2 separate regions of the Homo sapiens genome follow, and region 2 is linked to region 1. A link is an interaction called in ENCODE POLR2A ChIA-PET data of the cell type or tissue named here. Cell type or tissue: Caco-2. All regions are shown on one strand.

Evidence for each region. ChIA-PET counts read pairs that join two places held together with the same protein. Peaks named below come from ENCODE experiments on the same cell type or tissue, not always from the same donor. Only the 100,000 strongest peaks of a DNase experiment are listed, where the experiment ranks them.
Region 2: POLR2A ChIA-PET joins it to region 1 with 13 read pairs; 2 of 35 experiments call an interaction of 5 or more read pairs at or near these places.

Annotation. Positions count from the first base shown.
Region 1 is chr20:47,173,090-47,181,089 of GRCh38, forward strand. EYA2 (EYA transcriptional coactivator and phosphatase 2) reads left to right here. Exons shown (of 16, transcript NM_005244.5): 13 at 6,709-6,823; 14 at 7,726-7,847. Among named protein-coding and RNA genes, the nearest start is that of MIR3616, 10 kb to the left of the region's middle. In Caco-2, a CTCF peak has its summit at 920; a DNase peak (open chromatin) is centred at 845.
Region 2 is chr20:48,281,477-48,289,476 of GRCh38, forward strand. LOC124904924 (a long non-coding RNA gene) reads left to right here. Exons shown (of 2, transcript XR_007067634.1): 2 at 1-721. Among named protein-coding and RNA genes, the nearest start is that of LINC00494, 74 kb to the right of the region's middle. In Caco-2, no CTCF peak of the experiment used is centred here; DNase peaks (open chromatin) are centred at 1,557, 3,575, 4,295 and 5,925.

The sequences.
Region 1 (8,000 bases):
ATCCTTCAGGCCACAAATGGCGCGGGGTGGACGTGGGGGCGGAATTCTCTTACCCACAGCCAGAGGCTCTCACAGTGTGGTCCTCCAAGTAGCAGCGACAGCATCACCTGGGGATGTGTTGAAAATGCAGATTCTCTGGCCCTACCTCAGGCCTAGCAAATCTGAAACTCTGCGCTGGGGCCCAGAATCTGTGTTTTCACAGCCCTGGAATCCCCCCTTGGATTCTGGAATTCCAGAATCCCCCTGGAATCGGGAGGACCTGTGCCTTGAGTCTTTGCATCTCAGATTGTTGTCCGCAGACCAACCACATCAGCATCCCCCGGAGCTGGTTAGAAGTGCAGGGTCACCAGCAGGCAGAGTCTGCAGTGACCCAAGATTACACCACTGCACCCCAGCCTGGGCAACAAAGTGAGACCCCGTAAAAAAAAAAAAAAAAAAAAAAACGTGCAGGGTCTCAGGCCTCATCCTGGGCAACTGACTCAGAATCTGCTTTAAAAAATTTTTTTTTATTTTTGAGACAAGGTCTTGCTATGCTGCCCAGGCTGGTCTCAAACTACTTCTGGCCTCAAGTGATCTTCCCACCTCAGCCTCCCAAGTAGCTGGGATTAGAGGCATGCACCACCTGCCTGGCCCAGAATCTGCATTTTTGACAAGCCCGCCAGGTGACTGTGGAGGCATTAAAGTTGAAGAAGCCCTAGAAGTCACTGGTTCTCACACGTGGCTCTCATTGGAACCACCCAGGGAGTTTCAGTTGCTGGTGGTCTTGGTATCACTGCAGCCTGGACATCAGGAGTCATAAAGATCCCTGGGGAATTCTAAGTGCAGCCAAGGAGAGACCCGCCCCCTGGCTTCAGGTACTAGGAACATTTGCTCATTGCCCCAAACAAGAAGTCTGAAGGCACTGAAGGCGAGGCTGGCTCAGCCGTAGTCTAGAGAATTCTGGAGTTCTCTAGAACAGAGGTTTTTAACTAGGGGTGGTACTGCGCCCTCCTCAGGAGACATCTGGGAGTCTTCCTGGTTGCCACAGTGCCTGGAACCAACCACTGGCCCATAAGGGCAGGGTTTGAGTAGGTGGCTAATAGTGTCTGCAATATACACATTGGCCCCAAAAACTTCTAGGGCCCCCTCCCTCCATTCCTAGAAAGAATAGAGTCCCGGTTCTCAAACTGGACAGAACACACTTCCAGTCGCAGCTCTACAACTTTCTAGCTATGTGGCCTTAGGCAACATACATACGGTCATCTTAATGAGCCTTAGTCTTTAAATCTATGAAATGGAGAATACAAATACTTCTGCTTCCCTGGATTATTGAGAGATTTATTGTTAGTGCATACAAAAGGCATGACTCCATGCCTGATACACAGCGGGAACTCAATAAATGGTGGCATTTGTCACGAGTTGCTCTCAGTTTTGCTTGGGAGCCTCGGGTTCCCCTGCGTCTTCTACTGTCCCTGGAGCTTTCCCATCCGTTCTTTGGGACAGACTTCCCGTCGTGTTCATGGCTGCGGTGCTAATGCAGCCCACGTGCTAAGCGCGGTCCTGGCAGTAGCTAATGTTTAAGGAGCACTCGCTCTGCCAGTTTTGCCACCGTTTTCATGGACTAGCTCCTTCACTCTTCACAGCATGCCTGTAAGGTAAATGTTTTTATCAACGGTGTTGCTTGAAAGCAGAAACTGAGATGACGGAGGTTAAGTAACCTGCCCAGCGTCACACAGCCCAGGCAGAAGGGCCACAGTGGAGTCCCAGGCTGGGTGACTGCACCACCTCTGCCCTTCAGGGCCACACTTGGTGGCCTCTCAGATGTGAGTGTGTTGATTGCAGGAGTGAAGCAGCAAGCTCTGGTCAGGTCCCAGCCTTTGTACCCAGCCCTGCACGGAGGGAGGAGGGGAGCAGGAGGGCTGACTCAGGTGAGACAGGGATGGGGTTGGCCGCCAGAGAGCATCTGTTCCCCATCCAGGTTAAGGCCCAGGAAATGCCAGGGCTTTGTCAGGCTGCTCTGCTCACCCATAGCTGAGGGGAGAGCACCCAAGGCGTCAGCCAGTGAGGAGCCCACAGCCAGCGGCATGCCGGTCTCCTTCCCCAACCCAGCTGTTCCTGCATCACAGAACTAGCCAGGTGCATGGCCGTGGCTTCCAGCCCAGGGATCACCACAGATCCCCACGATTCCAAGTGTTTTAGAAGGTACACTCGGAAGAAAGGCATCTGCAAAATACAGAATAGAGAAAATGCTTAGTAAATCACCATCTAGGAGGCAGGGGTTGAAATCAGGGGCCTTAGCCTGATGTCATCCTTCCATCTACCACTTCCCATGTAGCTCTGAGCAGGTTATTTGACCTCCCTGTGCCTCAGTTTCCTCCTCGTGTGCAAAATGGGGCCAGTGATGCTGCCCAGCATCATTGGTAGATGGCTAATAGTGTCTGCAATATACACAATATACACAAGGATTCATGCCAGGATGTTGTGAATTCACACAGGAAAGGTGCTCAGAACGGCATCTGACACACATAAGCTCTCATTAAGTGGCACTTTTGTTATCTGGGGAAGGTGGGAAGGAGGCCAAGCCTGGAGGAAAACGCCGAGGAAACAGCTTGAAGCACACTTCCCAGCGTGGAGCAAAGTAGGGGTGGTTGGGCAGCCAGCTACACAAGACAGCACGTTGGGAAGCCCTTTGTCAACTGAAAAGTGCTGAGCCTTGTGAGTTTGTATTGTTACTGAGGGTTCCAGCTAAGGGTCTGTGGGGAAGGTGCAGAGACAGAGGAAAACCAGAGGCCGTGTGTTCTCCTAGAGTTGATAGACTAATGAGAAGATGGGACATGTAGCAGTAAGAAGATTCATTCATTCATTCATTCTTCCACGTGTCCATCGTCAAAGGCCTAGGTTGTGGATTCAGCAGTGAACAAAAGAAACAAGGTCCCTGTTTTCAAAGAGTTTATATTCAGTGAGTGGAGGAAACAGACCATCAACAAGTGAGCAAATCACTTAAATTCTTTTTTTTTTTTTTTTTTTTTGAGATGGAGTCTTGCTCTGTCACCCAGGCTGGAATACAGTGGCATGATCTCGGCTCACTGCAACCTCTACCTCCCAGGTTCAAGTGACTCTCCTGCCTCAGCCTCCCGAGTAGCTGGGATTACAGGCACATGCCACCATGCCCGGCTAATTTTTGTATTTTTAATAGAGATGAGGTTTCACCATGTTGGCCAGGCTGGTCTTGAACTCCTGAGCTCAGGTGATCCACCCGTCTCAGCCTCCCAAAGTACTGGGATTACAGGTATGAGCCACCATGCCCGGCTTTAAATTCTTAATTCAGTCATTTCGAGGATGATCACACCTATTGAAGAAACAGATATGGCAGAGAGCCCAGCGTGGGCAGTGGTGGCCAGGGGATACTTGGAATAGTAGACCCAGAGTCCATCTCTCAGGAAGGGCTATTTGAACTCAGTATTCTAAATATTCTAGATGAGATTCTAATAATGATAACCAGATGCCCAGAGCTGGGGAATGACCAATACAAGCAAAGAGTCAATCAGTTCAGCTACATTCAACTGCATAAGTAAAAGAACAACCAACCAAAAAATAACACAAAAAACAACAATGGCTTAAACCAGATAGAAATGTATTTTTTTTCTTATATACAAAAGCTGTAGGCATTCCAAGCTGGCCAAGTACTCTACAGTGTTATGAGCCCAGGATCCCAGGATCCTTCTTTCTTTTTTTTTTTTTGAGACAGAGTCTCACTCTGCCACCTAGGCTGGAGTATAGTGGCACAATCTCGGCTCACTGCAACCTCCGCCTCCCGAGTTCAAGCAATTCTCCTGCCTCAGCCTCCCAAGTAGCTGGGAATACAGGCGCCTGCCACCACACCCGGCTAATTTTTGTATTTTTAGTAGAGATAGAGACGGGATTTCACCACGTTGGCCAGGCTGATCTCGAACTCCTGACCTCAGATGATCTGCCCGCCTCGGCCTCCAAAAGTGCTGGGATTACAGGCATGAGCCACCCTGCCTGGCCCCTTCTATCTTTGTATTTATTTATTTATTTATTGAGACTGGGTCTCACTCTGTTTCTCAGGCTGGAGTGCAGTGGCATGATCTCGGCTCACTGCACCCTCGACCTCCTAGGCTCAAGTGATCCTCCCACCTCAGCCTTCAGAATAGCTGGGACCACAGGCACATGCCACCATGCCTGGCTAATTTTTAAATTTTTTGTAAAGATGGGGCCTTCCTGTCTTGCCCAGGCTGGTCTCAAACCCCTGGCTCAAGCGATCCTCCCACCTCAGCCTCCCAAAGTGCTGGGGTTACAGGCGTGGGCCACCTCACCCAGCCAAAATCAGGATTCTTATTACTAATGAGAAGATCCTTTTGTATTTATATTTTTACTAATTACAAGTGAAAAAAATGGATAGTGGATGGCAACTAAGTGTCTACCACAAACAGCAAATGAAAAGTCTCTGAGACAAAAAGAGTTTGACACTTTTCAGAAAGATAAAGAAGGCCAGCATAGCTGAATAGCTGGAGTGAGGGGGCACGTGGTCCAGGACAGGATGAGAGAGCTGGCGGTGTCCAGATGACATAAGGCCCAGTTTGGACACTGGGCTCTTCTATGTAGAGAAGACGATGTCTCCATAGCACAGGCAGCATTTTGTCCTAATTAATTCATTCTTCCTTCAACAAATACTGATTGAGCATCAAGCACAGGCCAGCCCCTGCTACAGAAACTGCTGCTATGATGGCGAACAAGACTGACTTGGTCCCTGCCCTCTGCCCTAGAGTGAATAGCCTAATGGCCAAGGCAGATGCCAAACACATCGTCACACAGATACACTTAAAATTAGAGTTGTGAGAAGTGCTGTGAAGAAGAGCTACAGTGTGTTGGGAGAATATAAACTAAAGGGACCTGACCCAGCCTGGAGAGATCAGGTTAGACCTTCCAGAACAAATGACATTTAAGATGAGGCCGTAAGGCAGGATGCAGAGGTTCACACCTGTAATTCCAGCACTTTGGGAGGCCAAGGCAGGATTGCTTGAGGCCAGGAGTTCAAGACCAGTTTGGGCAACATAGCAAGACCCCACCTCTATGAAAAATACAAAATTTAGCCGGACATGGTGGCAGGCATCTGTAGTTCCAGCTACTCAGGAGGCTAAGGTGGAAGGATTGCAGGATTGCTTGAACCTGGGAGACTGAGGCTGCAGTGAGCCTTGATCACACCACTGCACTCCAGCCTGGGTGACAGAGCAAGATCTTGTCTCAAAAAAAAAAAAAAAAGACAAGGCCCAAATGCAGAGTGTGAAGGATTTAGCCAGGCAAAAGCAGAAGATGAGATAAAAGAGTGGTCCATGTTCTGAAATGAGGTGTGCAAAGGTCCTGGGGCAGGAGTCCACTTGGTGTTTCAGGGAACAAACGAGGCCTCCAGGCTGGAATGGAAAGACAGCGGCAGGAGATGAAACTCAGTAGGGACAGGATCATGCTGCTGGGGGTTTTGAACTTTATCTTAAAGCTACTGAAGGCTGAGAGAATGGCAGGTTGAGAAATACCCAGGGTAGCTCTGGAAGCCAGCTGCCTGGGTGCCGGACCTGTGTCCATTTTTGTTCATATCTGTGCATTCAGTGCCTATTACAATATCAAGCACCTAGAAGGCACTCCTGAATTTTTTGTTGGATGCATGGATGGATGAATGTGGGGGTAGATAGGTGGATGGGTGGATGGGTGGGTGGGTAGATGGGTGGATGGGTGGGTGGGTGGATGGATGGATATTGGGTGGATGGATGGGTAGATACGTGGGTAGGTGGATGGATGGGTGGATAGGTGTCTATTATTTTCTCCCTATGGTGAGCAAGTCAGTCAACATCACAAAGCCTGTTTCTTTACCTAAAAATATAGAAATAAAAATGGTGTCCACCTCTATGGTCATTGTGAGAATGAAATAAATCATGTTAAAAGCAGAGCCCTGCACATAAGCACTCAAAAATGTTCATCATTTTTTATGTTATTATTAATTCCCTGTCTCCACCATAACAATATAAGCTCTATAATCTGCATATTTTTGTTCATATCTGTACATTCAGTGCCTATTACAATATCAAGTACTTAGAAGGTACTCCTGAATTTTTTGTTGGATGCATGGATGGATGGATATGGGGTAGATGGGTGGTTGGGTGGATAGGTGGGTGGGTAGATGGGTGGATGGGTGTGTGGGTGGATGGGTGGATGGGTGGGTGGGTAGACTGATGGGTGGGTGGGTGTGTGGGTAGATTGATGGGTGGGTGGGTGGATAGATGGATGGTTGGATATTGGGTGGATGGATGGATGGGTGGATGGATGGATATTGGGTGGATGGATGGGTGGATAGGTGGGTGGGTGGATGGATGGATGGATATTGGGCAGATGGATGGATGGGTGGATGGATGGATATTGGGTGGATGGATGGGTGGATAGGTGGGTAGGTAGATAGATGGGTGGATAGGTGGGTGGATGGATGGATGGATGAATGGAAGGGTGGATGGGTGGATGGGTGAATCAGTCAGTGGATGGATTAATCTATCAATCTGTTGATCTCAGGATAAGATTGAGAGAAGCCACTGGATTGAAGTTTACTTTGGGTTGTCATCTGATTTTAACCCTCAGGGTACAGTAGCTAGATTCCTGTTCCCTACCTTCATCCCCCAGATCTTTCTAATACGATGACTACATCTTTATTTCCTTTGTCCACAGGGTTGATAGGCACTCCCAAAAGGGAGACCTGGCTACAGCTCCGAGCTGAGCTGGAAGCTCTCACAGACCTCTGGCTGACCCACTCCCTGAAGGCACTAAACCTCATCAACTCCCGGCAAGTGGCAGCCCTCATTTTCCTCTGTGCCACTGAACTTTCTCGCAGTAGACAGTGGTGGCTCCTGCATGTCCACACTTGGGAGAATTGGACTCCTCAAACTCTCACTTGTACACTTTCCAAATATTTTTTTTTTTTGATATGGAGTCTCACTCTGTCGCCCAGGCTGGAGTGCAGTAGCGTGATCTCGGCTCATCACAACCTCTCCCTCCCAGGTTCAAGCAATTCTCCGGCCTCAGCCTCCTGAGTAGCTGGGATTGCAGGTGTGCACCACCACACCTAGCTAATTTTTGTATTTAGTAGAGATGGGGTTTCACCATGTTGGCCAGGCTTGTCTCGAACTCCTGACCTCAGGTGATCCACCCGCCTCGGCCTCCCAAAGTACTGGGATTGCAGGTGTGAGCCACCACTCCCAGCCCAAATATTTAATAAAGCTTAAGTGCACAAGGCTCAGTGGATACCTTGGAGCATAGCTGAGCTAATAGCGGCAGAGACTTTTCAGGGCCCAACAGGTTTCCAGGTTTCTGGATTCTCCCAAAAGATGAGAACTGGCATGCAGGCTCCAGCTTACTCTATTCCCCACCTCTCCCTCTTGTCCTACACTTGTTCCATATCACTCATTTACATTACCCGCAACTATTTAAGTGTATGGCCCTTGCAATAAACATTTGCTTTTTATATAAGAAAAGTATTCCCCCCATACTACATTTCACTATGTCAGGCAGCTTCAGGCTTAAAAGAGAGGAACAGCCTGAGAATCCTTGGGCCCTAACATACCTGAAGATGACAGCCATAGCCTCCAAGCCTACCAGATTTCCCGCCAACTGCAGGCTCATGCAGCAAGAGGAGGCCTGGCCTTGTGGTCCCTCTGAGTTCTGATCCACAGTCTCCTTTGTCCTTAGGCCCAACTGTGTCAATGTGCTGGTCACCACCACTCAACTAATTCCTGCCCTGGCCAAAGTCCTGCTATATGGCCTGGGGTCTGTGTTTCCTATTGAGAACATCTACAGTGCAACCAAGACAGGTAGGGAGAAGCCACACCTCGGCGGGGATACAGGGTTGGAGGGTGGGGTTAGCTTTCCATCCTGGGAATGGGGTGTTTAAGGAACATGACACCACAGAAATGGATGGAGTGTGCCTATGGCCATGACTCAGATTCCCAAAACAGCCCCCATAG
Region 2 (8,000 bases), 1.1 Mb after region 1:
ACTCTAGAATTCTATGACCTCTAGGACCAGCATGTGGAGACCTGGAAAAGATAGATTTAGAAGCTGGCAAAAGAGCCAACTCTCTGATTTCCTCTTGCGTTCAGATTTCATCCAACCATCCATCCCCCAGGAGACGCTCATCAGTCCTTGAAGAATGCACCTCCTGATTACAATCAGATATTTTCCAAGTGCCAGCTGGAGATTAACTGATGGGAAGTCTCAGGTCATAGAGGATATTGGGCCACATCTGTCACTCCATGGGGAATTGTCATTTCTGCTCAGTACTGAGGAGCTACGACCTGGGGACAGAAAAACCGGAGGAATTGCAAATTTAAAACACACACAGGGAGCCTAACTGGTGGTATCTGAATTAGAGCACATTTTGTCCCTATAGTCCAAGTTGGAGGCACTGATGAGCAGCCCAATTTTGTAAGGGTCTCAAATATTTACTTAAAGAATAGTATAGTATAAATACCTGCATTAAATCCAATTGCTGTCACTATTAAAAATGTCATACGATTGTTTATTTCTACTGCTTGCTCAGAAAGCAACCCATGCTTGACAAAGGCCTGCTATTTATAAGAAGGTGCACAGAAATGAACAGTATTAAATTTGGTGCCTGTTTATTCCTCCAAGCTACCCATACACCCTGCTTTACACTGAAATGCTTTCTCCATGTTTATCCACATTGTTTCTTTCCAAGTAAAACTTATTACACAGATTCCTCGGGGTATTTTTTTTCTTTTCTTGATTCTGGTTAAATAAACTATTGATTTTGTTTTCAAGGTAACTTAAGGGGGAGTAATACAGTTCTAATTTGATAAGTACAATTGTAATGCATTCAAAGTAAACACACTTTAGGGGTTCAACTAGGACTTATTTTAAAAAGAAAGCAAATCAATCAATGATTGGCTACTATGGCGATTTTAGGGTGGGCTGGATGGGGATGAAACTGCATTGGACATTAATACTGCAGAGACAAATTATCAAAAGGAAAATTGACATTAGAGGCCATGGAAAGCTCTTCCAAAGACATGTACCCTTCAAGGATGAATTAACACTGGGTTTCTTCGGGAGCACGGAAGTAAACTGCAATTTTTGAGAAGCTAAAAGAATTTTTTCTAGATGGACCAGGAAAGTCTGCAAGAGTATTTGCAGGGTGGCCAGTCTACTTTTCCACTCTAAGACAATGAACATCAGTCTTCAAAGAGGCACATTCTAGCTACCAGGATACACTTGGTTGTAGGTGGCCAGAAACCCAAGTCCACCTGGCTTCAGATAAGGAAAAGAATCTATGGCCTCCTGCCAAGGAAAAGCCAGTGATAGAGCTGGCCTTGGGCACATCCAATTCCAGAGGGTAAAACCTTGTTATCACATTTCTATCTGTCTCAGAGTGACTTTGCTGGATTGAAATTGCACTGAGACAGATGCCATCCCCTGGTGGCTCAGAAGCCTCAGTTTTACACCTCCCACCCTGTCCCCCAGCAGAGGTCCAGGATGAGGTCTGATTGGCTCTGACTCGGTCACGTGCCATTCCTGAACCAATCATTGTGGGCAGAGTCATGTGAAACCTCATTGGCCAAGCCTGAGTCACATGATCACCCTGGCACAGACCGGAGACCAGCAAAGCTGTGTTTTCTAGAGCAAGCTCAAGAGTGTGGCTTCAGAAGCATGGGGGTGAATGCTGGGTGTGTTAGTCCGTTTTTGCATTGCTGTAAATAAATACCTGAGGCTGGGTAATTTTTAAGGAAAAGAAGCTTAATTCACTCGTGGCGCTGCAGGCCGTACAGAAAGTGTGTTGCCAGCATCTGCCTCTCACGAGGCCTCAGGAAGCTTCCAATCATAGGGGAAGGTGAAAGGGAGCCGGGGCATTACATGGTGAGAGAAGGAGCAAGGTGCGGGGGACGTGCCATATTCTTGTAAACAATCCATTCTCAGAGCAAGAACTCGCTCATTACCAAGGGGATGGCGCTCAGCCCTTGGCAAGATATCCACCCCCATGATCCAGTCACCTCCCACCTGGCCCCACCTCCAACATTGGAGGTCACATTTCAACATGAGATTTGAAGGGGACAAACATCCAAACCATATCACTCCGCAGGTACAAGGCACCTGTCCACTCACGCCCATCCGGGCATGTCATCATCCAGAGTCAACCCGAAGTCCTTGAGCCCTTTGACTCTACTGACCTTTGGGTGCCTGGATCGCAGTAGTCCCGACCTCTGCCCCCACCACCACAAATGCAGGCTGCTCTCAGAGCCTCTGCTACCAGAACTTGGCTTCTGCCCACATCCCTCCCTTTCTCCACACTTCAGCTCCGACACCTGTCCCACGTGCCCTCTACTGACCTCAACTCATTCTGCTTTCCTCTCTCATGTACTAACTGGGGTTCCAGCTGTGTCACCATTCAAGCATCTGAGCTCCCTGACCCATGTGTTGTCTCTGACATCAGCCAGCCGAGGGCCAGCTAGCACGTGGGCGAGAACTGCCTGCCAAGAACAGCCCTGCTCCCTTGACCACATCAGGAAATACCGAACATGAACCCATTGTTTGCTCTGTGAATTGTGCCTCTGGACTCAGGCTAAATGCAGTAAAACTGTATGTCAGTCAGGTTTCGTGGAAACAGAAGGAAAGAGGTACTTTGCATGTATATTTATTGTATTACGTTATACTACAGATGCTCTTCAATTTACAATGAGGTTACATCCTGATTAACCCATCATAAAGTTGAAAATATCATTAAATTAAAAATGTATTTAATACACCTAACCTACCAAACATCGTAGCTTAGCCTAGCCTACCTTACATGTGCTGAGAACACTTACATTTGCCTATAGTTGGGCAAAATCAGCGAACACAAAGCCTATTTTGTTAAAAAGTGTTGAATATTTCATGTAATTTATTGAATTTATTGAAGTGAAAAACGGAATGGTTGTACGGCTACTCAAAATGCAGTTTCTGCTCAATGCATATCACTTTCATACTATCATAAAGTTGAAAAATTGTAAGTCAAACTATCATAAGTTGGAGACCATCTGTACATTGAATATGTGCATATATATGAATATGTATGTGTGTATATATACACATATGCCCTAAAATTATAGAATACAGCAAAGAGTATTCTTTCTACTAGTATTGAAGATTCAGCCACGTATAGATTACAGGACAGAACCACAGTATGAGATCACTCTTAAACATACACAAAGATTTATTTATGGATTTATTTATGGATCACTCTTAAACATACACAAAGATTTATTTATCATCTTCCTCCTTCTCATCATAGCTAATATTATTGAGCACCTTTCTAAGCCCTTTACATTTTTAATGTCATTTACTTCTTTTATCAATCCTCTGAAATAAGTGCCACATTTCTCTTCTTGATTTACACATGAGGAAACTGAGGCACAAAGAAATTCAGTGACTTTCCCAAAATCATGTGGCTGGTAAGCGATGGAGTCAGGTGCATGGTAAGATTGACATTTTTTCACCTTGTGAAGTTGGGGGTGGTCATGTGATCTGTTCTAGCCAATGGAATGTGATGGGAAGTGTGTATGTTGCCTGGGGAAGATGCCATTACCATCCAGTACTGTAAATGTTTTGCATTCTTACCTTGCTGACACATCCTAGATAGCGGAGGAGCTGCCATCACAGGCATATGAGTGAAAGTGTTGTGGAGTAGACATCCCCACTGTCCTGAGATGGATATGGATTTGAACAATAAATAATCCTTGTTTCTTGAAGCTACTGAAATTACGGCTTTTCCCTTTTATGTTACTGCAGAATAACACCAGATTTCAAAGAGGACTTGAGCCTCATGCAAATGTTTTCATTATTTTTAATAAGGGAAATGTATTCATGTGTCATTTGTGTCATTAAAGTGGCACTTCATAAAAAGGAACCTAAGGTGTTATAATGGCAGTAGAATTAATCCTTAGCCTCTGTCCCTAATGTCTTACTCCATTTTATGTTGCTGTAAAGGAATACCTAAGGCTGGGCAATTTATTAACAACAACAACAACAAATAAAACATTTATGTGGCTCCCAATTCTGCTGTCTGGAAAAGTTCAAGACTGGGTATCTAATGAGGGCCTCAGGCAGCTTCCACTCACGGGGGCAAGTGAAGGAGAACTGGCATGTGCAGAGATCCACAGTGGGAGAGGAAGCAAGGCGGAGGGGAGTGTCAGACCCCTTTTAGCAACCAACTATATGGGGAACTAATAGAGGGAGAACCTACTGTCCTCCCCAGGGAGGGAATTAATCTATTAATGAGGGACCCACCCCCATGACCTAAGCACCTCCCATTAGGCCCCACGTTCAACACTGAGGATCAAATTTCAACATAAGGTTTGGAGGGGACAAATATCTAAACCATAGCAACTAATAAATTAAGACATTCCACATATCTGTGTGTTCTCAATGGTTAATGATTAATCATTAAAACCTCACTCTGTATTTAAAGAATTGTGGCTGTAAAACTTTCTAAAAGGTTACACCAGTGTTCATTGCTCTATTCTTTTAAGCCTTCTAGTATTTTTTAAGGTAAGATATTCAGCTATGTCTTCTTAAAGTGTAATTTAACTTCTCCACTGTTGATGTTAAAGAAAATGATCTTTTATGATCAAAAGCTTCTATAGCAGCTGCTCTGTGCCAGGCATGTTGTGAATGCTTTACATATATTAACTCTTTTAAACCTGACAATAGCCCTTTCAGTCAGGTATTATTATTGCCTATCCCAAAGTTAGTGAGTTAAAGAGCCTGACTTTGGTCCTAGGCAGTCTAGTTCAGCGTCCTCACCTTTAATGACCATGTTACTCTGTCTATCTACACCCCAGGGATCAAGAACAGTGTTTGCTCCAAAATAGTTCACTAATGATTATTATTTGAGTTAATGAGCAAGTGAATGAATGAACTGCACTTCCCAAAGTCTTTTCATTTACATTATTTCATTTAAATGTTGCAGCAACCCATTGTTCATTGACTGTGTGGCTAGTATCCCCAGGTTACCAACGAGAAAACTGAGTCCTGGCAAGGTGGAAGGTCAAGTTACCCCACTGGGAGGTAGCAGAGCTGGGCCTCAAATACAAAGCATTTTAACTGCTAGTTCATTGCTCTTTCCACTTCTATATAATTAAGGAGACTGACTGAGTGCAGACCATAAGTCATTGACATTATTTTTAATCAGTTGGGAGATTCCAGATAAACCATTCAGATTTCTGATTTGTCTTTAAAGAAGAAGGAGGAGATTTGGCTGCACGGGGCATCATTCCCACAGGCAGCCATCTGTCCCCTGGAGCTGCCACCTCATGGCCTGCAAGGGTTCATCCACCCCCACAGCAGTCTTCAGAGAGGAGAAATTATCAGGCTCTCTTTACTAAAGAGAAAACTGAGGTCTGGTCCTAATGCTAGAGGCAGTGGGGTCAGCTCCAGAGCCATCCCTTAAATGTCACCTGTGCTGAGGCTGAGACTGGGGCCTGCAGCATGGACAGGGGAAGGCACAAAACAGGCCTCAGAGTGAGGAGTGTTTCCTTTCGACTGAGGTTCCTGAGAATGGAGAGAAATATTTTCCCTTTTAAAGGAGATCTGTGCCCGCCCTAATTCTCCAGCTTGCCAGGAAAAAAAGTGCAGCTGCTGTTCCAGGCCTCAGAACAAATGAAAGCAAAGAAAAGGGTTTCTTTCTTCCCTTGCAGGGGACAGATGACCTTGCTGCTTCCTCTGAGATGACACCCACGTGGAGGTCTGCATTGGTTCTGTATTTCCCTGCTCTCTCTTGTTGCTTGAGGAAAGTTCTGAGCCGTCTCTGCCATAATAAGGCATAGAGGAGGCCTCAAATAGCCTGTCCCGGGCCCCTGGCTGCTTCAGGAAGGACACATTCCTTCTAGAAGAGCATCCTCTTGGCCAGAGTTGCTAAGAGCCGGCATTCAGACCTTGACCCTTACGACACAGAGAGTGCGCAGAGGGCACAGCTTTCCTGCCTGCTTCCTGAACAATTTCTATTTGCCTCTGCACACAGCATTCTGCAGTGGGGTTTAGCAAGGAGAGCAGCTGGGAGCTTCCTTCTTTCTTTCATTCTTCCCTCCCTCCCTCTTTCCTTCCTTTATCCACAATGTCCAATACACATATTCACTAAGTAATTCCTATGTACTAGACACAGGGGTTAAAGCAGAACCTAAATAGAGCCTGCCAGCCCTCATGCCTGGTGCCACACTCCATGGGGTAGACAACATAAACAAGTTAACAAATAGCACACTGCCACCTGGGGCTAATGGTTTTGAAAGAAAAACAGTAACAGCGATTGTGGTAGAATTATGGTGAGTTCTTTCTGAAAGGCATTGGAGAAGGTTTCTCTGAGCTCCCTTCCCCCTCACCCCCCGAATACACACACAGATGGTGAGAAGGAGAGAGCCAGGTCAAGACCTAGGGGAAGAACATTTCAGGCAGAAGAAACTGCTTGTGCAAAGGCCCTGGGGTAGGAGTTTGCTTTGCCTGTGCAATGAATGGCATGAGGCCCAGTGCCTAGAGGGAGGTGGGAGGGGTGGAGAGGTGCCTTGCTGTTGACACCGCCACCCTCGGGGCTTAAGCTGCATTGGAGGCTCCTTCTCCTCCGTCCTCCTTCCTTTCCCTGTCCTCTCTTTTGGGTCTTCTTTGGGCCTCCCGGCCTGTCTTCATCTCTGTGATTCTCTCCCACTCTCACTGTGTCTGTGTGCATCACCCTCTCTCTCTCAGCAGCACAGAGAAACATACTCAAGGGTCAAGGGAACGCCTAAGGCACTAATAGGAATTACTGAAGGCCGGGCACGGCGGCCCACAACACTGTAATCCCAACACTTTGGGAGGCCGAGGCGGGCAGATCACTTGAGGTCAGGAGTTCGAGACCAGCCTGGCTAACATGGTGAAACCCCCTCTCTCCTAAAAATACAAAAATTAGCTGGTGTGGTGGTGCACGCCTGTAATCACAACTACTCGGGAAGCTGAGGCAGGAGAATCACTTGAACCCAGGAGGCGGAGATTGCAGTGAGCCGAGATCAAACCACTGCACTCCAGCCTGAGTGACAGAGCAAGATTCTGTCTAAAACAAACAAACAAACAAAGAACAAACAAGGAATTACTGAAGTCCCACAATCTATCCATTCAATCACCTATTCATTCACAAACATTGCTGAAGTCCCTAACCTGTGCCAATCCCTGGGAATATAAAGCTAGTCTGTCTTCTCAGGAAGCTAGCAGGCTACAGGGGAGATACATGTGCAGATAAAACTTTAAGCACCATTTGACCAGAGCCCCGAAGAGCAAAATGAAAGAGCCCAAGGGAGTCCTCGGAGGGAGTCCTGAACTCTGCCAGGAAGGTCAGGGGCGTCTGCACAGCGGTGGTGACATTTGACCTGGGGTGGAGTGCGGTGGTGACAGCGTGGGTGAGAGGTGAGGTGGCTTCCATTCAAAGGGGACCCAGGTGAGTAACCAGTGAGTGCATCACTCTGTGACTCAGTTTCCACATCTGTAAAATGGGAGATACCAAGCTCAGAGCACCCATGCCCTGGAATTGCTGTGAAAGTTATGAGTTAGGTCACATGGTGCCCACATCAGTACTTGGCACATAGTAAGTGCTCCACAAATATTTGTTGCATGAGGAAGCACACAAATGGATGAGTTGAAAGCACCTTTCCATGTTTGTACTACGGGTGAGACCAGAACAGAACAAAATTGGTGTTTTCCCTCCTTAACAATCTCCAAATATGGATCATTCCTCTGATCTGCTCCACTTCCTTTGTTTTGGACAGTCAGTGGAATTCCAGCAGCTGGCATGATGGGAGGCAAGTTTGATTTTGTTTTAGCCAAAGGCAACACAGGGCAGAATTGAGCATGCAGCTTCTGGGGCAGGCTCTGCCACCTCCCAACTATGTGACTTGGGAGAAAATACTCACGTGCCTGCCTCATTTGTCCCAAATGGGAATAGTCACAGGGTGAAGATTTAAGTAAGTGTAAGGAAGGTGTTGCAG